Regions from separate parts of the Homo sapiens genome. Here region 2 is linked to region 1. Evidence: chromatin loops called from intact Hi-C (ENCODE). Cell type or tissue: Caco-2. All regions are shown on one strand. Each heading gives the region's core, and the rest is flanking DNA. Links, peaks and the distances in the headings are about the cores only.

Region 1 (12,903 bases), core at 1,943-9,942:
CCTCATCTACTGACGGGGGATAGAACTACCAGGGTCTGCTCATCCTTTTCACCCCACACTTTCTCACTGGCCCAGTAGGCAGCCCACCATCCAGGGATCTTCTCCCCAGACTGATGGATCTTCTCCCCAGACCGCCTTAGGTTTGGGTTTCCAGCCTCTTTGAACAAAATGAGAATGTCTATGATATTCCTTCCCATTCCCTGCTGAGCCCAGCAAAGCAAATGCTCTGGGGACATTTGCCTGGAATTCACATTCAAGGTGGGAATCATAGAGGAGCCTGAGAGGTGCATGTGAGCACAGAGAGGGAAAGAGGTCACTGCATTGTAGCTAAAATAGCAGCAAAGAGAAGATGCCGGGAAATACGGCCAGGGACATCCCTGGGTTGTGGCAGATGGAGAGGGTTCAGTAAGAGGCAGTGACACTTGTGCCTGCACCCAAGGGATAGAAAGAGCAAAGCTGGGCTGAGAGGTGCCCTGGGGGCTCTGCACACCAGGGCCCTGAGGCTGCTCCCATACTCACACCCGGCCAACTTGTGTGTGCTTTCCCGGTGGCTGCCCGGGGCTGTCCCCACATGGCCACTCCTGCTTCCTGGGGCTGGTATGCTGAGGCCTAATGCCTGTGCTTCGCATTTAGAAGCCCCTCTGCTCCAGAACAGCTTTCACCTTCTGCATTCCATCTTTCATAAGGTTCATGCGTTTGTCCCCTCATCAGCCATGAAACATTGGCTGTGAACACATGATGTGCCATCTCCAGCCCTCTCTAGGAACACAGCAGCACAGAAGGCCAATCACCCCAGAGAGCCTCCCAAGCCTGGTGGATGGATGCCAGTGGGACTGGGCTGCTGTGGTGCTTCCCATCTGCCTGGGTTCCTTTAGAAGCAACAGGCAGCCAAACAAGGACTGTCCCCACATGGCTCCTGACTCATGCACTGCCAGCCATAGTGCCAGGGATCTCAGCATCATTGCCTGCCACAAGCGGCAAGAGGAGAGCTGGCAGGCAGAGGACTAGCTAAGGACTTGGGGCATGTCCTCTTGGGCCACAAAGGGCAGGCTGGAGGATCGAGGTGTCTCAGGTGTGTTTCAGAACAGGCATCAGGGCCTGCGTGGTCTGCGCCTCTGTCTCCCTCAGTGGCCTGGGAGTCTTGGAGGTGGCTTTGGGCCTCACTCACCTCTGAGTAGCTGCAGGAGCAGCTCATAGCTCCTGGTTGGAAAGGGAGTGCCAGTCAAGGGGCTGCCTTGAGATGGGGTGAAAGAGACCCAGGTCTCACAGCAGGACCAACAGGGTGGGGAGTACAGGGGCTGATCAAAGGATGCTTTGAAAGTAGGGCTGGAGCACAGGTTGCTGATGCTTGACCTTTCCTTAACCGAGGCCAATGCCTTTCATTAAGCTAGTAGAGATAACTAGTAGAGATAACTAGTTGAAGTAACAGAAGGACAAACGCTTTTCAAAGAATGCTTGGCCTATCAAGGCAGGGTGAATGGTGGGCTCAAGTCTTCTGGATTAGCAGTGCGGAAAGGGCCTGAGGTGCTGAGGAGAGTGAGGCTCAGCACTAAAGACAGAAGGGGACAGAAAGACCCCATGAGGGTCAGGGACTGGTGGTGGAGGGAGTAGGATGAAGAACCTAGGGTTGGGAAGAAGGAGTGAGCCCTGAGGACTGGAAGGCCCTGGATGGAGCAGAAGAACAGGCTGGGGAAGCCTCAGGCAAGCCCTGCCACCTTCGTGGTCCTGCAGGCGGGTGCCAGTACAGATCTGTGATTCTTGGTGAACGGTAGAAACTGTCTGAGGAGATCATGTTCCCTGAGCTGCTAGATGCGGGCAGAGCTGGGCTGGTTTTTGTCTTGGGCAATGTAACATAAGCCAGCATTGCTGGGGATTGTGCCCCAGGCCTTTGAAAGACAGTGCCAAGTTTATCTAAAAGGACTTTGGTTCCCAGAGGACTTGTTAGTCAATACGGAGTTTTTAGCAAAGCCTATGTTATTTTATGTGAACCAGAGATGGTGTTGTGCCTTTTTTTCTAATGATATCTAAGCTGGGAAAGAGCAAAATTAAAAAATAATAAAATAAAAGGCATGAAGTGTTCGTGCCTGTTACCCCATTTTCAGTCTCATGCTGCAGGAAGCAGCTCATCCTCAGCAGAAAGCTGGATGTGCCAGATGCCCACTGCATAGTCATTTAGGAAAGCAAGGGACTTTCCCAGGGAAGTAGTTAAATAACAGGGAAATAATTATACCATATAACATGGGATTCTGTGTAGATTTTCTGTACTTACTAAGGCTGTGGAGGAGTGGAGAAGGTATTGCAATTTTAGTTTCAGTGCCATGAGAACCAGCTGCAATGTCGTTTGTACAGCACGTGGCCCTCATGCAACATGAAGTCTGAGAAAGGCCACGAACCAGAGGAGGAGACAGAAACACAGGCCACAGAGGCGCGAGGATGAAAGGTCAGGGTGAGCTGGTCCTCAGGTTATTTTTAATATTATTGTCATATTTTCCCTTCAATAATAACTTTCCAAAAGATAAGTCAGATTGACAATGGGATTATATGAAAGTTTTAAATGGCATCATCCATGGATCTTCCCAGTGTGCCCTTATGTGCACACACCCTGGCCTTTCTCCCTGGGTGTAGAGCTGGGTGGTCCCAGGCAAACTTTGCCAAAACTGTCCTAGGACCAGCCTTGATGGCTTGGGAAGGTTTACTGCTGCCCCCCTGCCTCCTGGCTCACAGCTGTCACAGGAAGAAGGCAAGCTACCCATGCCTTTGAGGGGAAGCCCCTGCTGGGTCATTATCACACCGGCTGCTGACAATGTTTGCTCCAAACGCACTTAGACACACACCTCTGTCGGGAAATGGCAGCCTCTGCTTTGATGATGTCTGGTGCCCACCACACGTGGACACAGGTCATTTTTTTTTTTTTTGAGACAGAGTTTCACTCTGTCACCCAGGCTGGAGTGCAGTGGCATGATCTCGGCTCACTGCAACCTCTGCCTCCCAGGTTCCAATGATTCTCCTGCCTCAGCCTCCGGGGTAGCTGGGATTACAGGTGCCTGCCACCACACCCAGCTAATTTTTGTATTTTTAGCACAGATGGGGTTTCACCATGTTGGCCAGGCTGGTCTCGAAGACCTGACCTCAGATGATCCACCCACCTCAGCCTCTCAAAGTGCTGGGATTACAGGAGTGAGCCACAGCACCTGGCCACAGGTCATCTCTTGATGGCAGAAGACAGCCAGCTCAGTGGCCACACCTCTGTTCCCCCTGAGTTTCACCCTCCCCCTTGGGTTCTATTCTTTTGATAAGCTTCGCAGTACTGCCTTTGGTCCCAAATTCCTTTCCAGACTAACACTAGAACAACCTGGCATTTTCAAAGTATGCCTCATTCAACACTTGTTTCAAATAAAAACGAGAGAGGACCAATGCATTTGAGACTAGGCTGCTGAGATGACTGGCCCCACCTGGGAGCTTTTTCTGTTCCCTGACTCCTCCCTCACTCTCCCACTGCCACCACCAGTGCAGCCCCAGGCACACAGCAGCCCAGGGCAGAAGGGCCTTTTCCTTCCAGAGGAATGAGGGGCAGAAGCTCCTTTCTCCTCCCCAGGAGCAAAGTCCAGGGTCCAGGTTTCCCCCTCCTAACCTGAGACCTCTGACTGAGGGGTTCAGCAGAGCTGCCCGCCACCTGGCAGGACCCCCCTAATTTGTCAGTTAGGACCCAGTTAGAAGGTGCCCACCAGTGCGTGCTGATCATGAGAGTGGGGGAGGAGATGTGTGACAGCTGTGGCGTAGCCCCCCAGCACTCCACTAGCATTTGAGATTACAGTGGAATCTCCCACTTACCCGGTAGTCAGTGATAAGCCCTGGAGAAAAGAGAAAGAAAAAGAAAAAAGAAATCGTTAGACAGGTTTGTTGATCACACGCTAATCCTTTTCATTTTCCAGGTAAATTTCTTGTGTCTTCTAAGCCAGAAATAAAACTGCCCAAAGGCTGGGTCTGGGTGTTCTTTGCGGCACTTCCCAGGGTAACATATTCTAAGGGTGTGTCCCGAGAACAGGATGCCCAAAACACAAATTGGAAATGTTACACTCTCAATAGACCCCCATTAGTTTTGCTTTCTGCAGTTACATAGCATGAACATCTGAGGTTTCATCTAGTGCCCAGTAGAGAGTTAGCATTCAGATCACGTAAATCGTTCATCATTCATTCATTCATGCATGGGAAGGTGAATTTGTGATATACGGAGTGATTAGAATATTTTAAAAAGGAGAATGAAACTCTTGGTGGGATTATTCATCTCTGTATCCGTGGATCTTAGCAGATCTTAGTTCAGTATCTGGGACAGAGCAGACACTCAGTGAATATCTGCTGAGTCAGTTTTAACATCCAGGAATCATTGGCTCCACATTGGTTATGAAAAATGGATGATTTGCTTTTGAGCCTCCCCTCATGCCTAAAGCAGCAAACCCCAGGACAATAAAGGAGAAGGAACCCTGAATGCAGGCTCAGAGACGGGAGTTTCTATTAATACAAGTGATCCTGCACAAGACATCAGGTGAGGATTATGACAACATGCTGCAGTCCTGCTGCACAGATCGGTGGAAAAGGGAGTCTTGTGCTCTGGGAGTAGATCCACGAATGTGGGCTGGACCAGGCACATCAGTGTCCCCTACTTCCGCAGTCAACAGGGGCTGTGGCAGGGCCATAGCAGGCCCTGACCATGCTCAGCTGGGACAAGCTGTCCACCTAATACAACCCACGCCCCACCCTGCACTTCATCCACTGCACAGGAGTGCCTACATTGTATTTACAAGAACATCTGAAGTCACCACTTGGTATCATTCCCTAATAGTTATTTTCTCCACTAGCATAAAAAATGGCAGTGCTGGGAGGAGATGCAAGACCTCCACCCCCTGTTTTATGAGTGACCCTGAGATGGAAGCCCAAAGTCATACAGCCTATCTCAACCCATACACAGTACTCTCCTTTACGACACATGGCCTCTCATTAGTAAGGGAGCTTGTTAAACAAACATAACATCAATAGCAGCATCTGGCAATGATTCACAGAAACCACTGCAAATGAAACAACAACACTCAACAGAGTGCATGCAGAAAGCACTCAGTAAGAAATTGTCGACGCCAGGCGTGGTGGCTCACACCTGTAATCCCAGCACTTTGAGAGGCCAAGGCAGGCAAATCGCTTGAGCTCAGGAGTTCAAGACTAGCTTTGGCAACATGGTGAAACCCCGTCTCTACCAAAAAAAAAAAAAAATACAAAAAATTATCTGGGCCTTGTGCTGTACGTCTGTGGTCCCAGCTACTTGGAAGGCTGAAGTGGGAGGATCACTTGAGCCTGGGAGGTGGAGGCTGCAGAGAGCCAAGGTTGCACCACTGCATTCCAGCTTGGGTGACAGAGCCAAACCCTGTCTCAAAAAAAAAAAATTGTCAAAGAACCAGATGATTGTCATGAATGAAAATGAGGGAATGGCCCACCTTTTTAGTTTCTATTACCGCACCATCTGATACGGTAGCTAGTAGCCACATGTGGCTGTTGACGTTTAAATTTAAGTTAATTAAAACTAAAGGAAATTAAACTTTAGTTCTTCAACAGATGAGCCACGTTTCAAGCACTCAGTAGCCACATGCGGACTGGTGGCTGCCATATTGGGTGGTGCAGAATTATAAATTTCCCTCATTGCAGAAACTTCTACAGGAAAGAAAAACTGGAGGCTTTCAGTAGAAGAATTCAGATACGGTGTCTAATTAGTGCAAGTTCCTATCTGCTTCTCCGTGAATCTGCTTCCTTATGGACGAGTAAAGAACTGGCCCAGTTAGAAGCTTCCTTGCACAATTCTTTACTGTTAACATAAAGAAATGACAAACCTCTTAGCCAGTAGTTTCCTCTGACAATGGTTTTACTTGAACTGTGGACTACTTAATAGGTCTTATGTGCCTCATAAGATGTAAAACTTCATGAGGTACATGTGGGAAGGGCAGCTTGTATATTGGTAATTGGTAAGTGGTGCAGAGTTAAAGCGAACAATGCATTGAACAAGACTGGTAAGAAATACAGCAATATATTAGCAATATTTGCATTTGAGTGGTGGGATTACAGGAATTTTCTGGCCCAGCGTTGACTCTATTTTCCAAATGTACATCTTTAATAATAAGGAATACATCTTCAAAGCCTACATGACTAGTGTAACCACTTTACCTCCTCACCAGCGTTGTGACAGAATTTTCAGTTATCAAAAAAATTCTATTTATTTTGGTTCTAGTTCAACGCCTACCATTAATTAGCCAGATACACTGGCCCAAGTCAAATGAGACGACATAGGTGAAGTGCAAAAGCCAAGAATTGTGCATTCCGTGCTGTGGCCCCAGAGCAGCCTGTGTCCCCTGATGCCACTCGATAACTGCCCACTCATCCCCTCCCTGCTAGACGTTGCAGGTGGGTGCTGAGCCTCCTTGGCTGTCACCAGCGCCAGGCACAGAGAGCAGGCCTACTGACCAAATGACTTAGGTGCACCTTTGTGTGCTGATCTGAGCCTTGGCTTCATCTTATTTTCTCTTCCCTCACCAACCCTACTCAACCTTCTTCATTTACTTTGCCCCCTCATGGTATTGGTGGAAGGTGATGCAAAGCCTTTTTGTAGACATTATGGCTGTCATTATGTTAAAGACGTTTCCTTATCTGCAGGTGGTATGCATGCCCATATTAAAATCCCATGGCTGTGCCCACCTGCCCCTGCTCCTGCAATGAGCCCAGCAGGTTCTCAGTGCTTCTAGAGCAGGAGCCTCCCCCAGGGAGCCTCCCCAAGCCTCTTAACCAACCCACAGGGAGTGGGCTACAAGGGCAAATCCAGGAATGCACAGCACCCCGTCTTCTCTGTGAAAGCCTCCTTGGATATGGATGGTCTTCCCCTAACTCCCAGGGACCTCCAGGGCAGCTCTGAGGGGAACAAGACCAGAAACAGTCCACAGAAAGCAGGCTCACAGCTTACCTGAATCCTGATGGCTGTGCTTCAGGTAAGTGGGGTCCAGTCTAAAGGCTCCCGTTAAGTCTGTTCTCTTTTTCACCCTGGTTTTAGAGAACAAATGAAAGGGCTGATAACCAAGTACCCTAGACTGGACCACCTCTCCCCTCTCCCCACCTGCCTCAGCTCAGGCACCTGCTCCCAGCCCTGCCCTGAACACCACTCTGCCTGCACGGCCCTGTCTCTGCTCCAAGTACCTGGGGAGGGCGTCTTAGAATAAAAAATAAATATTTGGTCTTTGTTACCAGTTCCTGGCACACAGCTCCTAAAACCCTTGAGATCTCCTAGTGATAAGGGTTCATTTTGCATGTTAATAAGATAGCTGGCAGCTGGGGTCTCCTCGATGGCTTCCAATCTCCAGGGAGGGTAGGGGGCTGGAGATGAGTTGGCCAGTGATTTAAGCAATCATCCCTACTGAATGAAACTCCGTTAAAAACTCCTAAGTGGCAGGATTGGAGAGCTCTGGGTTGGTAAATGCTTCATGATGCTGGGATGGTGGCATACACAGAGAGGGCATGGAAGCCACGTGACCTACCACCCCACTTGTACTTTGCCATTGCATTTCTTTGTTTGTACTCTTTATAACCTGTAAACCTAAGTAAAATGCTTTTTTGAATTCTGTGAGTTGTTCTAGTAAGTTACTGAACCTGGGGCAAGGGTTATGGGAACCCCCCTGAGTTTGTAGCCACGGTGGACAGAACTGTGGGTAACCTGGAGACCCAACACTGTAACTGGCATTTGAAGTGGGGGCCGGCTGATGGGACTGAGCCCTTAACCCTGTGGAGTCTGACGCTACCTCTAGGTAGTTACAGTCAGAATAGGAGTGAGTTTAGGACACCCAGCTGGTGTCTGCAGAGTTGGAGAATTGGTGTCAAGAGGGAAAACCACAGAGGTTAGCATTTGCTCCTCTCTCTCTTTCCAGGGACAGCACAGTGACTGGCCCTGCTGGCATCAGTAAGTGTGTGTGGGGTGAAAATCCCAAGGGCTAATGAGTGAGAAGGCCAGGATGCCCTGGGCTGCAGACAGGGGTCCTCTTTCACCTGTCTGCACACAGAGCACTCACACTGGTAGTCATTCTGCAGAACTCGGACGCAAACTCTCACTGGGCTGGCCTTTGAAGGGCCTGTGCTTTACGGTAATTGCCATTGCTCTGCTTCATTGGCAGTGTGGTGACACCATCACAAAGCAATTTTGTAGCAAATAAAGTATCCTAAGGGCAAACTAGAGAAGAAATGTTAATCTGACAGTAGCTTAGGCTTGAAAACAAATAAAACGTGAGAGTCCCTGAAAGACAGAACCCAGTGAGCACAAAATAGGATGCTGAGATGTGGCTTACCAAGGAGGTGAGAGAGAGGCTGGATTTATCTATAAATGGTCATTGAGCCTTTATTTTTGTTTTAAGGTTAAAGACAGACAAAGTCAGTAGGAATAATAAGCTGTCTAGTGTATATTCTTTCTTTGACTTGTGGAAGAAAATTGCACCTAATTTTTTGTGTGTATAGGAATTTTCTTGCATCATAGGCATTTTATGGGGAGCCACTGGTTGTGGGGGGAGGTCCTTTGGGTCTCTCTGCATTAGAGAAAGCTCTGTGCCTAGACTTAAAAAGAGGGGACCAAGAGGGATGTGAATATTTATGGCTATCAGTAGAACTCTGCCCTTTGTCCACAAAGATCACACTTTCCCTTCTCATTCTCAGCAGGGGCCTTCCAGCTGTTTTTTAATTTAAAAAATTTTGCACTAATTAAAGCCATACAAAAGATGTAAAGAATAAATCACCACCCCCTGCTTATGAAATAAAACTTAAATTATAAGTATTAATAAAAGTTAAATATTCCTGTCCCTCACCTACTTCCTCTCCCTGTCCCACACAAGAGGCCACAAGGCTGAATTTGTGTTCCTACTCTTACATAGTTCTACAAAATTTTCTCTCCAAATCCCTAAGCAATCTATATTATTTTGCACACTGCTAAACATACTGTACCATAAACTTAAGATGTATTATCTTAAATTTTATAATTCCATGCATGTTTCTATAATTTGCTTTCTTACCCCAAAATAGACCTATGAGTTTCACATTCATTCATGCGCAGGGCTCTTGCTCACTCATTTGTATGACCTCCTGGGATTTTAGTGCATGCACATATCCCAATCCATTCATTCTATCATTTCCCATTTATTGATAGACAAACTACACTGATGTGGACATGGGACCATCCCTGTGCATACTCCTGGAGCCCCTAGTGGCAGCGCCCGTCGGCCATGCATCTGCCAATGGAATAGCACAAGGTGAGCTATGTTAAGGTTGGAGGAAAGCATCTATCTACGGCCGTATTCAATAGCTCCAAATCAGTCTCCACAACAGTTCTGCAGTCTGCGAGCTCCTCTTCCATATCCTGGTCAACGTTTAGTATGAAGAGACTATTGTAAACAACCTATAGTGTTTTACTGGGATTTCAATTTACATTTCTGATTACTAAGGAGGGTGAGTAACTTTGTATTTATTAAGCATATCTGTTTCCTCCTTGATAAAGAATTTTTTGTTCATTTTTCTGTTAGATTGCTTATCTTGTCATATTGGATTGCAACAATTCTGTAAACATTAGAAGCCCTAATTGGAATATGTGGAGTCTGTTTCTGGCTCTCTCTTCTAATGTGCTCTACCCATCTGTGCCCGCGCTGGTGCTACATGAGTTCAGTCGTGGTTACTTTACACACACACGTTGATATTTAAGGAGGCAACTTCCTCACTATATTTTTTTTCACAATTATCTTGGCTATTCTTGGCCCATATAAATATTATGCCAGGATATTTATTAGAATTGTGCTGAGGTCTAATATCGAGTCTTCTTTATGAACATATCATCCTACTTAGGACTTCTTTAATGACTTCCAAAAAATTATAGAATTTTCTCCATATAAATCTGAACAGGTTTGGATATGTTTGTTCATAGTAAACATATCTTTTCTTGCTATTATAAAGAGTGTTACCTTTGTAAAAATTACACATACTGTTTAATGTAGATGTAAAAAAATGCAACCTTAAAAATGTTAGTGTATCTAGACATCTTGCTGGGTTCTTTTATTAATAATACTTTGAGGATTCTCTTTTTATTGAGGTTACATCATCTGACAATGAGAGTTTTATGTCTTCCATACTGATCCTTACATGTTTACTTCTTTATCTTTTTTTTTTTAAATTATTATGGAGGTTAGGAAAGTCCAGTGTTGAATAGAAGTGCAGATTATGGGAATCCTCATTTTTTTCTGATTTTAAAGGGAGTGCTTCTAATATTTCACCATTAAGTAAAGGTTCACTATGTTTTTTGGTAGTTACCTTTTATCAGATTAAGAAGTTCTCTGCTGTTCCGATTTTACTAAGACATTTTGTCCTGAAATGTTGTTGACTTTTATCTAATGCTTTTTCTGCATCTAATATGATAACTTTTTTTCTCCTTCTCTGTTAACATGGTGACTAGCACTTTAAAAATCTTCTACTATTAAACCATCCTGCCATATCCAGATTAAACACAGTTTGGACATGGTATACTATATTTTTTAAAATCTCATTGGATTTTATTTGCTAATGTTTGACATAGAATTTTTACATTTAAGTTTGTGAGATTGTTTATAGCTTTTCTGTCTCAGCTTCTCATCTGGTTTTAGAATCAAATTTAGACTGGCTTCAAGATATAAGAGGCAGTGTGGCCTCTTTTGCTGCTCTCTGTGAATTATACTTAGGATTGGACTGATAAGTTTCCTGCAGTTTAGGATACTCATTATTTAAGAATTTGGGTATTTCTGGCCATGTGCAGTGGCTCACACCTGTAATCCCAGCACTTTGGGAGGCCGAGGCGGGAGGATCACGAGGTCAGGAGATCGAGACCATCCTGGCTAGCACAGTGAAACCCCGTCTCTACTAAAAATACAAAAAAAATTAGCTGGGCATGGCGGCGGGCACCTGTAGTCCCAGCTGCTGGGGAGGCTGAGGCAGGAGAATGGTGTGAACCTGGGAGGTGGAGCTTGCAGTGAGCCAAGATCGCGCTACTGCACTCCAGCCTGGGCGACAGAGCAAGATTCCATCTCAAAAAAAAAAAAAGAATAATAATTTGGGTATTTCTGCTGTAAGAAAATTTTACTATTGACATGTTGTATTAACAATAAGATTTTTCAGGTTTTCTATTTACTCTTGAGTCAGTTTTGGTATCATGTTTTGTTGTAGTTATTGAATATATGTGTTTATGGGCAATTCTTGGCATGATGTTACTCATAATGCTCCCTTACTATTTTCGGAAATCTCTGAAGTATCTGTAATTGTGCCATTGTATTTTCTACTACAAGTTAATCTGTGTTTTCTTTATTTTTGACCTATCTTTCCAGAGATCGTTTATGTAATTAGGCAGGCCAACTACCAACATCTGGCTTTGTCGATCCTCTCTGTTGGGTCTTTTTTGTGTATTTTGTTACATTTCTTAATTCTTATTGCTTTCTTCCTTTTACTTTTTGGAGGTTTATTTTGTTGCTGCTTTCTAGCTTAATTTTGATACTTAGCTTATGATTTTCTGGCTTTCCTCTTTTCAATTGATGTCTGTTTTGTAGGTGCTGCTTTAGCTGTGTGTGGCAAGTTTGGTTGCATGTTTCTTTTTGTTCAATTCTCAGTATTTGCAGCTTCCCATTATACTTTATTCATTGGCCCATGTTTCTAATGGGCCTGTGGTAGTCGCCTCTTCAATATTTAGGTACTAAATTTGCATTTCTTGTTAAGATTTAATGGATATTATAAAGAGAAAGAATTTTATGGAAACAGATGTGTATGTGTACTTGAGGACATACATGGGCACACACACACACAGAGAAACATGCTTTTGTGGCACCAAAGTCACCTCACATGGTGACCTCACCTGCATGAGACTTTTGGTGAGGAAAGCCTCTCTCTGTAACCAGACACATTCCTAGGGGATCAGGAAAAGGACCCTTGTGTTGGGTTGAAAGCCTGGCTCCTTACGTTTTCTTTTTTAAAAAATCTACAACACTACATAGTGCTCACTGAATGAGCACTCACATGACCTCCTGGTCCCAATAACATCCATAAAAAATTCAAGATAATAAAGGGTTCCCAGATCTAAGTGCAAAGAATCCAAATAGATAAATAGAAAACTATCCACTAAGACTTTTAAAACAAGTTCTAGAATCAAGTCTCAACGATTACTAGAATGATTAAAACTGTTTCAGAGAAATAGAATTTTTAAAAACCTCCCAATGCAACAGAAGTGTACAAACACTATAAAATAATTTGTGGCAAAATTTAACATTTTGGGAAAAAAAAACAGGCCATCTTTTAAATGTGGATAATATATGCCTTTCGTGTGTATGGAATTTGAGTCTTTCTTTGGAGATCTGATATTAAAGAGGCAATAAGCTCTGGACAGAATGGCTCACATTTACAGATAAAAGATTCAGAATATCAAATGAACAATAAGAAGCTTATGAACAGAATAATTATTTCATTATAAAATGTATTTACTGTGCTTATAATGATTGCCAGTTTCAGAAACTTCAATTATTTTGTCTATTTCAGTATTTAAAGAGTACAACCAAAGTGTTTATGTTAAATTATGGACTAACCATTAGTAAAATTTCATTAAACAAAAGAGAAACACTTCTAATTTTAAAGAATACAAAGAAACCAGTGAAAGCAATAAAAAATCCATTTATATGTTGTTTACTGAATTAGTGAAATTTTAAAAGACACTTTAAAAATTCACCACTTAGGATTTTTTTGCTTAGTTTAAACTCTTAGGAATCTAGAGGAATATTTGTCCTTTTGTGAATTCTGGTTCTTACAAGTGTCCTTATTATCTGTGTTCTATTGTGTTAA
Region 2 (9,812 bases), core at 484-8,483, 55 kb after region 1:
TCGGACAGAGCGATTTGCATTTGTTTATAAAATAGGGGTGCATTTTCCTTGAGACTAAGAGATGCCTTAAAGGGTTTCTTTTGATTCCTAATGACACGGGCTGAATTGTGTCCCCAAAAATTCATGTGTTGAAGCCCTAACCCCCAGGACCTCAGATGTGACCATATTTGGAGATAGGCTTTTTAGAGAGGTAATTAAAAGAAAATGGGGTCACATGGCTGGGCTCTAATCCAATCTGACATGTTTCTGATAATATGAAATTTGCCTATAATCCCAGCACTTTGGGAGGCAGAGGAGGGTCGATCACTTGAGCCCCGGAGTTCGAGACCAGCCTGGGCAACATACCGAAACCCTGTATCTATAAAAATACAAAAATTAGCCAGGCATGGTGGCGTGCCTGGTAGTCCCAGCTACTCGAGAGGCTGAGGTGGGAGGATGACTTGAGCCTGGGAGGCGGAGGTTGCAGTGAGCCGCAATTACAACACTGCACTCCAGCCTGGGCGACAGAGTGAGACCCAGTCTCAAAAAAATAAATAAATAAAAAGAAGGGGAAATGTGGCCCCCAGACATGTGGGTGCACAGAGGGAAGACCATGTGAGGACACAGGGAGAAGGTGGCCATCTGCAAGCCCAGGAGAGAGGCCCCAGGAGAACCAACCCTGTGGACACTTTGATTTTGGACTTGCAGCCTTCGGGACTGTGAGAAAAGAAATTCTTCTTCGATCCACCCAGTCAGTGGTATTTTGTTAGGGAACCCCTGGCAAACTAATGGATTCAGGGCCTGCTATGTTATCCCATTTAAGTTGTAAAAATAATCCCATTTTTGTGTTTTATCATCTTCAGGTGGGGAAACAGATGTGCAGAGAGGTTCACTAACTTGCCCCAAATCAGCAGCTAGGTAGGGCACGGTTAGGAGTGAGCCCACGCCTGCGCTTTTTAGGGTGCCATGGGCCTAGAAAGGTAGGGGCAGCGAGCACCTTCCCTCTTAAGTAAGTCGTAGAAGAAACCCATCTACCGACCAGTATGAAAGGACATTAGAAAGGGCAAATAAAAGAAGGTAGGTTCTTGTTGACTCTGAAAAAGTTTATAACATGATAGGTTTTTACAGAGAAATATATAATAAAATAATTAAGTAGAAATGCTAACCTCTCTTCTTAACATTTGATGCTCTCTTCATTGACCCTGATTTCTCATTTTGACTTTGCCTTGACACTACTTTTACTTATTCTTTTGAGCCAACCCACATCCTTTGGTGGGACAGTAATATTGAAAGATAAATACATTTATTCATGTTTCTGTAGCACTAATGGATGGGTTCAAATATACAGATATATGCGTCTCTTAATTCAGCATCTAAAATGGGTACTTTATTTCCTTCAGGCTATATTTTCATGAGCAATGATTTTAGACATTGTTTTAGGCCAGGTTTACAAACCTTGGCCAGAGGAGAGAGAAGGGGAGAAACCAATTTTGGCTGGCAAAGCTAAATCAGCCATCCCAGGAAACCCAGGCTCCCTGAGAGCAGGCATTGTACCTTACTTACACTTCTCCTATGTACCCCATCATTCCTGTCCCTGATTTCCTCCTGTCCCCCTATCTGCCCCCACACACATTTTGTTTGTCATGTCCCACCCATTCTCATTGGAAATGTAACATGAAAAGCCTGGTGGAAGGCACAATTCCCTGTTCTGATGCTTGACAAGCAGGCGTGACTGCAGCTTCCCCGGCTAAATTCTACCCTCTGCTTGAAGCGTTGGAACGCAGGTGTTCATTCTCTGAACATTCTAATGAAATGAGTCACCATGAATCACCTGAATCACCATGACAACTCATTATGGCTTTTCTCTGGGGGGGGATGGGGGAGCTTAGTTCATGTCCTAAGAGAAAATTCACCTTCTTAAGTCAACAAAATGATGTTTTAAAAGCCTGAAGGAGCAAATCGTCAGTAGCACATCTAGAACCACACCACCCCGATGCCACCAGGGTGGCCTGGTGGCCTCAAGCATGATGTCAGGTGGAGCTCTCTGCACTTTGCTGGCAGCAGATCTTCGCGGAGAGAAGCACGGGGAGGGTGACATGTGGTACAGAGCAGGAACGATGGCTCTGTGCGATAGCAGCAGACAAAGGTTGCCATGGCAAGCCTGCTCAGGAGGTAGGAGGGGATGCTGGTAAGGTCTGACGCTTCTGGCTGCTGATGCCGTGAGCAGAAATGTCCTTTCATCTTCAGTTTTTTTCGAAGCAAAAAATTGTCTTTTCTTCCACAAGAACTTTAAAACCCAATTAAGAGACCATTTTCCCAGACCACATTTGTCCAGCCTCACAACAACAGTTTGCCATTTGACTCAGACACGCATCACTGCGCTGACGCCCACAGCTGTGATTACAGCTCTGAGGGGATCAATAATGCAGGCTGGCTCACAGGCTGTCACCAGGCTCCTGTGCTCTTTGGGGCCTCACCAATTACAGACAATCAGCCTTGTCTGCTGAGAAGGGTGAGCTTCCGGTGGCAAACACAGATCCCATTTCTTCCTTTCATCCAGAAAAAAACTGAGTGGATTGGGCTCACAGGAAGATTGTGTTAAAGCGGGGGCTGAGAGATGCCAGGAATATTCCTACCCAAATGCTAAAGACTTGTATGGTCTCTCAAAAATGAGGTTGTCTTTAATGAAACGAAAATGCAGCCCATAGTAGCATGCACATCTCTGGACACCAACCCAAGCCTATGGTCAGGGATGAGCTGGTGTAACAGTCATAACTCTGGTTGTCTTTCCTACTAGCCTTGGCTTTAATTCACTTTTGCTGCTATGCATGTTCTACTAACTTTCTGGGACTCAATATCCTCATCCATGAAAAAGATTGTCCATAATCCAATCAATCTTCATAAATACTTTGAGGATGAAGACAATAACACAAAGCACAAGACATAGGCTAAAACATAGCCAAGCTCATAATTGCTATTCAATGAAAAGTAGCTCTTATTATAATAGACACAGCTTATATTATGAGGGATTGATAAGATTTTTTTGAGGAGTATATAATTAGAGGAATCATCTGCTGAAAAAATTGAATATGAAATTGTTTTTGTTATAAGATGCAATGACCTAGAAATGCTTCAATTTTTGTTTTGTTCCATTTGGATTTAGTGGGGAGCATGAATGTTAAACATGAATACAGCCAGGAGAGTCCTAGGAGGAAGGTGATCATCTTGGAAGATTGTTGCACTTCATCCTAAAGGGTGTCCTCCAAAATTTTTTTTATAAGAATGGAAAATTTGATGCAACACAAATATCTTAGGTATTATTTATATATTTATATAGATTGTGATGCATCATAGAAAATCATGGAGTAATACTTTTTTCAAACAATATTTAAATAGTGGGAAATGCTCACAATAAAATGATAAGGAAAGCACCATGCAGAAAATCCATATGCGTAGTATCATTTCAATTTTGTCTGTATACATATATTCACATGTAGATACTGAAATAACACAGGGAATATGACAAGAAAGCTCCTGTGTCTTTTCATTTTTACCATGAATGTCCAGTATCTAGGTGGAAAGGGGACTTTTTTTTTTTTTTTTGAGACAGGGTCTCACTCTGTCACCCCGACTGGAGTGCAGTGGCATGATCTCAGCTCACCTCAACATCCACCTCCTGGGTTCAAATGATTCTCCTGCCTCAACCTCCTGAGTAGCTGGGATTACAGGCACATGCCACCATGTCCAGCTAAGTTTTGTATTTTTAGTAGAGATGGGATTTCACCATGTTGGCCAGGCTGGTCTTAAACTCCTACCTCAAATGATCCACCCGCCTTGGCCTCCCAAAGTGTTGGGATTACAGGCGTGAGCCACCACACCAGGTCCATAATCACATAATCATGTGGAGAAAACCATGAAAAGCTTCCTAAAATATAGAAGATAACAAAAAAGGGAAATATCGAAAGGAAGAGAGAAATCATGGAAGAGGTACCCAATCTGTGGAAAATTGAAGTCCCTGAAAAAGAGTGACGTGGCCCACAATAACTAACATACAGTAGAAGAAAAATCTCCACACTGCACAGAGCTGAGTCTTGAATCAGCAGGGCTCACCAAATGCTAGGGAGGGTCAAAATGAGGGGAACAGTCTGGGTGCAGTGGCTCACTGCTGGATCTGTCCTGCAGACCCTGGCCGATGGAGGAAATGAGTGCTCAGACACAGGTATGCAGTGTAAGAGCAGCTAAGTGACTGCCTGGCTCTAGTGGCCAGAGAGCAGCCCTGAGAAGCTGGAGCAGCTTGCTTTTATTGAGTGCAAGCACAATGCTGAAAACCTGGAGCAAACACAACCTGTAGATAATTAACATTTATTGTTCCCCTTTCAGGGAATGTCACGTGCAAGGATGTTCCGAGGTCAGTTCCTGGACAACTTCTAACAAACAAGCTTGACCAAGATAAATTCCCCTACACTCCCTTGTACCTACTCCTTATCCTCTGCCTCAGGGTTATAGAACAGCTGCCTTCAGCTATTCTGCCATGGAGCTTTGCAGAGCCTTCTGACCTTTCAGAAGGCCTGCTCCTTTTCCCTATAGTTTCTCCCACCACTCTGACCGATCTCCTACAGCTCACACCTGTAATCCTAGCACTTTGGGAGGCCGAGGTGGGTGGATCACCTGAGGTCAGGAGTTTGAGACCAGCCTGGGCAAAATGGCAAAACCCTGTCTCTACTACAAATACAAAAATTATCCAGGCATGGTGATGGGTGCCTTGTAATCCCAGCTTCTTGGGAAGCTGAGGCAGGAGAATGGCTTGAACCGGGAGGCAGTGGTTGCAGTGAGCTGAGATCGTGCCACTGCACTCCAGCCTGGGCGACAAGAATGAGACTTCGTCTAAAAACAAGACAAAATAAAAAAAAAAAATGAGAGGAACAAATGGAAAAGAAATGGAAAAGTAGACCTTGTCCCGTGTATAAAACTAAAAGAAAAAGTAAGTCGGCCACCAACATCGAGGCCTCTTGTAAAGGGTTAGACCATGCATGCCCTTGCCTGGAATCAAAACCACGCCCTCTGCAGGCACGCAGCTGTCCCACTGGGTCGCTGAGTGCTGCTGCCCTCTGTCCCCTGGAGAATCAGGACTGATGTTCCAGAGGCCAGAAAGCCATCTGGCCCTCACCAAGGCAAAGTGCAGCTGACAGAGCACTGGCTGCGGACAGTGTGCAGTAGCTCCCTCCCCTCGCTGGAAGGGCACCTGTGACAGCCTATCCTTGCTGTGATCTTGGCCAAGGAGGCTTCTCCAGCTGCATACTCACTGACCAGAAGAAAATTGTGCTGGGACTGAAGCATGATTCATTTGCTGAATCATTGCTGAGTCATTGTTGCTGCTACGTAGAATGGTATGGTTCACAGCAACGTATTGAAGCTTTGCTTACAACATAGCTGACGTTTTCTTTTCTTTCTTTTTTTTTTTTCTTGATGGAGTTTCCCTCTCGTCAACCAGGCTGGAGTGCAATGGCAAGGTCTTGGCTCACGGCAACCTCTGCCTCCCAGGTTCAAGCAATTCTCCTCCCAAGTAGCTGGGATTATAGGTGCCCGCCACCACACCTGGATAATTTTTGTATTTTTAGTAGAGACAGGGTTTCACCATGTTGGCCAGGCTGGTCTCAGACTCCTGACCTCAGGTGATCTGCCTGCCTTGGCCTCACAAAGTGCTGGGATTACAGGCGTGAGCCACTATGCCTGACATTTCATTTTCCTCAGCTCCCCATTTAATATCACTTATGTCTGATGGAAAAAGAGATAACCAAAGAATGCGAAGGAGGAGCACGTGGAGGGATGACTCTGAGCCTGGCCACAGGGCCTGTGGGTCATGGAGAAGGCAGTCATCAGTCCCGGCATGTGGCCTATTCAGGAATCTGGGTGTCATCCGGATGAATTAGCGTTCACATTTTTTGGCCCAGAGTCTAGGAATAGGCATTACAAGCAAGTTCCCTCCATGACTCTGAAGCACACTGGATGTGGTAGGCACATTAATGCACCCTCATTCCCAGAGATTTCAGGTCTTGGTCCCCAGAATCTGTGACTGTTTCCCTTCCAGGGAAAAGGTGACTTTGCTGATGTGATTAAGTTAAGAAACTTGACTTGAGAGATTATCTCAGATTGCCTGGATGGACCCAATCCAATCATATGTGTCCTTAAAAGTGGAGACCCACTTTCCGATCTTATATGTGGTCACAAGGAGATGCGACCAGGAAAGTGTGAAAGGAAAATAAATCTTGGGACCCCCAAATCACTAAGCCAAAGGGAAAAGTCAAGCTGGGAACTGCTTAGGCCAAACCTGCCTCCCATTCTATTCCTAAAAGAGATAGCTACTAAGATAAAAAGCTACATGCCTCCCTCATAAGGAATTTCCTTTTGGATGAAGGACAGACAGAACTCAAAGTCACCCCTCTGCCCACTGAGATAGCTGCACATCTGATGGCCTCCTTTGGAAAGGCTAATCAGAAACTCAAAAGAATGCAACCAATTGTCTCTTATCTACCTATGACCTGAAAGCCCCCTCCCTGCTTTGAATTGTCCCACCTTTCCAGACCAAACCAATGTACATCTTACATCTCATGTCCCCCTAAAATGTATACAACCAAGCTGTGCCCAACCACCTTGGGCACATGTAGTCAGGATCTCTTGAGGCTGTATCACAGGCACGCATCCTTAACTTTGGCAAAATAAACTAAGTTGACTGAGACCCATCTCAGATATTTGGGGTTTACAAAAGAAAGGTCAGAAAGATGGGACACAGCTGGCTTTGAAAATGGAAATGGGGCTGTGAGCCAAGGAATTTTGGAAGCCTCTAGAAGTCAGAAGAGGCAAGGAAGCAGATTCACCCCTGGAGCCTCCAAGGTGTCAACTTTGGTTTTAGCCCAGTAAGACCCAGGTCAGACTTCTGATGTACAGAACTGTAAGATAATCAGTTTGTCTTATTTTGAGCCACAAAATTTGTCACAACATCAATAGAAACAAATACATAAAATTATCAGTCTTGTTGCTCATTCTCAGGACTGGAAGTGGAGAGACTTGCTTGCTAGTTTCGCGTGGCCACACTGGCCATGTGCTCTGCACAAAGGTGTTCTCCAGTGTGTGCCTCACTGTCCTCATCCACTGAATGGGCCTTCACCAATTCTCAGAGCCTTGTGAAAGACAATATCTGAAAAGGAAGCCCCTTTTTCCCAAAGTTAACAATGCTTTCCTAATGAGACTATCATCTACTTGACATGAGAAAAATGATTAAGGGAGAGTACTGGGTTCAATATAGTTCATATTCCATGCTAGGAAGTTGTTTTTTTTTTTTTTTTTTAATGCATCAAGTCCAAGTCATCCCAGTGCCATTTGTCCTGCAACCCCAGTGGAATAGAAATTCCATCATGATTGTCTTTTGTCTATCTTGTTCCCTGGTGTAAGCTCTGACACACAGTCACTCTCAATAGATACATGTTACATGAAGAAAATGAATTCAGTTGCTGCATAGAAGCAGCAGCATCTTTAAGTAAATGATTGGTTCAAAGACAAATAGTATTTATAGCCTCTGAAGCCTGGTCACATCTGCCACCTGTGCTGTCCTCCGAGGAATATCACGGGCTCTGAGCCACACAGAGTCTGTAGCTGGAAGCCATGGGGCAAGCTACCTAATGTTCTGGACCCTAGTTTCCTCTCCTGTAAAAAGGGCTATTAAAATGTTTCTTCACTTGTAAAAAGGGGTACTAAAATGCACAGTGTTGTTGTGAGAATTAAATGAGTTAATGCCTGGAAAATGCTTAGGCACAGTGGCCGGCGATGGGGAACCCCACACAAACGATAGTTGCTGTAGTTGTTACTTCCACGCACCTGCTGTGAGATAGCGGCTGTGCTACCTACCATAGCTAGGGGCCTGGGGAACTGAGTGCCCTGCCCTGGGGAAGCGAGTGAAAGACAGCACTGGGATCCTAATCCAGATCCTGCCAATCCCAAAGCCAGCATTTTCCCAAGAGCTCGGTTTTGTTTATTCTCCAGGAGAAATTTGAGGAACTAACAAGAAGCATGAGTGCCTCTTTCCCCACCTGCGGCTACAGTCCTGTGCAGAGCCCATGCATCCCAAAAGTGGCCCTCACAGCTCCCACCTTACCTGGATCACTCCTCCCCCTTCTCCAGCTTTCTCATTCAAAAATGCCTTTGGTAGTTCCAGCATCTTCCCGAGCCAGTCCATCATCACAGTCTCCAGCTCTGTGCATGCTGGGCTTGCCGCCTGTCGTGGGGGAAGGGAAGGGATTAACCGAGGGCCAGGCATTGCAGAATTTGGGGGTCAGCAGTAACAAGGGGATTTAACCTTCCACTAAAGCCCAGATTAAAATCACCCAATCTCAGATGTGATTCAAAGGCCTGAAGGCTGTTTGACCTAGAATCATGCAAGGAGAGCGGTTGGGAAGGAACATACGGGCCACCATAATGAACCTTACTCCACTGAGCCTCACTGCATGGGCTCTGCGGGCTTGCTAGGATATTCATTTGTTCACTCACAGAAGGGTCCAGAAAGCCCACTGGTGGACTTTCCTCCGTAGTCACAAATGAAGGGAATGAGAAAGTGGGCGCTGGGCAGCTGTCACCCTCTGGGCATCCCGAGAAGCCATTGATCTTGTCTTTTAAACTCCCAGTGACTTTTCTCTATGAACTCTCCCCTCTCTCTGAACAGGCTGGTCTTGAGCCCCATCCAAAGGTGGATTGAGTCTCCACCTTCATAAAAGTCTCCAACATAAGGGGTCCAAGATGTTCTCGTGCCTAGATGTGCACAGCAACATCCCGATGCGTCACCAGTAAGATCTAAGTGAGAAGAGTGCATTCTCCCTTCTGGTCAGCCCCATCCTGCTGGGTTCTACCTGAGCCTGGCCAAGCCCAGCTCTACCAGGAGCCTATGCTCTCTGCTAGGGATGAGGTATCAGGCAACGCAGCCTGAGAGATAGTGAGGCACTCCCTTCAAGGCCTGAGGGCAATCAGACTGTCCCAGAATGAGCAGATAGAGATGGATGCCAAGTACCTCTGTGGGACAGAATGGATTTGGACCAGCAGAGCTAAATGAAATCTGCTGCAATATCCAGTGATAGAAAATGCTCTTTAGGAGAGGGTATGCTCAGCCCAGGCCAGCCCTGCCCAGCAGAGAGGGAGGCCCCAGTGCCTGGCAGAGGAGCAGCACAGACACTGAAGAGCCCATCTGTGGGCTCTTCAGCCCTGCCTGTAGGGCCCATGATGCCTGCTCACCCGGCAACTTCCAGTGCCCCAGCCCAGAGAAGAGCAAGTGCCAGGCTGGTGAAGCAGAGGTGGCTCAGCTGGGCCCTGTGGCTCAGTGCTGCAAATTCCTAATTGACAGCTCCTTTACACATCACAGCATGCCACATAGACCGATGCCCACAAGTCCACCTGGCTCCAAGCCACAGACAAGGTGAGTGCTCTGGACCCCAAAGGCCAAGGACAGCCCCTGGCTTTTGAGGAACTCCCCAGGGTGCAGCAGCCCTCGGACACTGGCCATCAGCAGGCAGCTCTACCTCCAAGCTCTCTGCATTTGGGAGGAATGCATCTTTCCTGTAATCTGTGCCTGGAGCACAGAGTCACGGGCAGAGCCAGCCCTGCCTACCGTTCTTCTGAGTAGGGACTTTTTTAGGCATTTTACCTCCAGATAGGGTGGGACTGGTGGTTTGCAGGCAGGAGCTAGGCCCTTTTCCAGAGACCCCCCTGCTCCAAGGCTCTGGACACATCTGATAGGCTGGTTGGAGCCTCTCCCCAGGCAGCAGCCCTGGTGGAGAACAGAAGGAATGAGA

Evidence for each region. A loop is a pair of places that touch in the nucleus more often than their neighbours do. Peaks named below come from ENCODE experiments on the same cell type or tissue, not always from the same donor. Only the 100,000 strongest peaks of a DNase experiment are listed, where the experiment ranks them.
Region 2: a loop joins it to region 1, with 5 times the contacts of the local background. A loop is called at or near these places in 9 of 110 quality-filtered maps.

What each region holds. Positions count from the first base shown.
Region 1 is chr7:50,472,793-50,485,695 of GRCh38, forward strand. It overlaps DDC (dopa decarboxylase), which reads right to left. Exons shown (of 15, transcript NM_001082971.2): 10 at 6,995-7,071; 11 at 3,832-3,851. Among named protein-coding and RNA genes, the nearest start is that of FIGNL1, 29 kb to the left of the region's middle. In Caco-2, for the core only: no CTCF peak of the experiment used is centred there; a DNase peak (open chromatin) is centred at 4,999.
Region 2 is chr7:50,529,732-50,539,543 of GRCh38, forward strand. DDC (dopa decarboxylase) reads right to left here. Exons shown (of 15, transcript NM_001082971.2): 4 at 8,129-8,248. DDC-AS1 (DDC antisense RNA 1) reads left to right here and starts at 2,028. Exons shown (of 5, transcript NR_033845.1): 1 at 2,028-2,151; 2 at 9,383-9,436. RefSeq lists enhancers at 931-1,100, 949-1,118, 1,478-2,677, 5,041-6,240. In Caco-2, for the core only: no CTCF peak of the experiment used is centred there; DNase peaks (open chromatin) are centred at 1,800, 4,250, 5,120 and 5,836.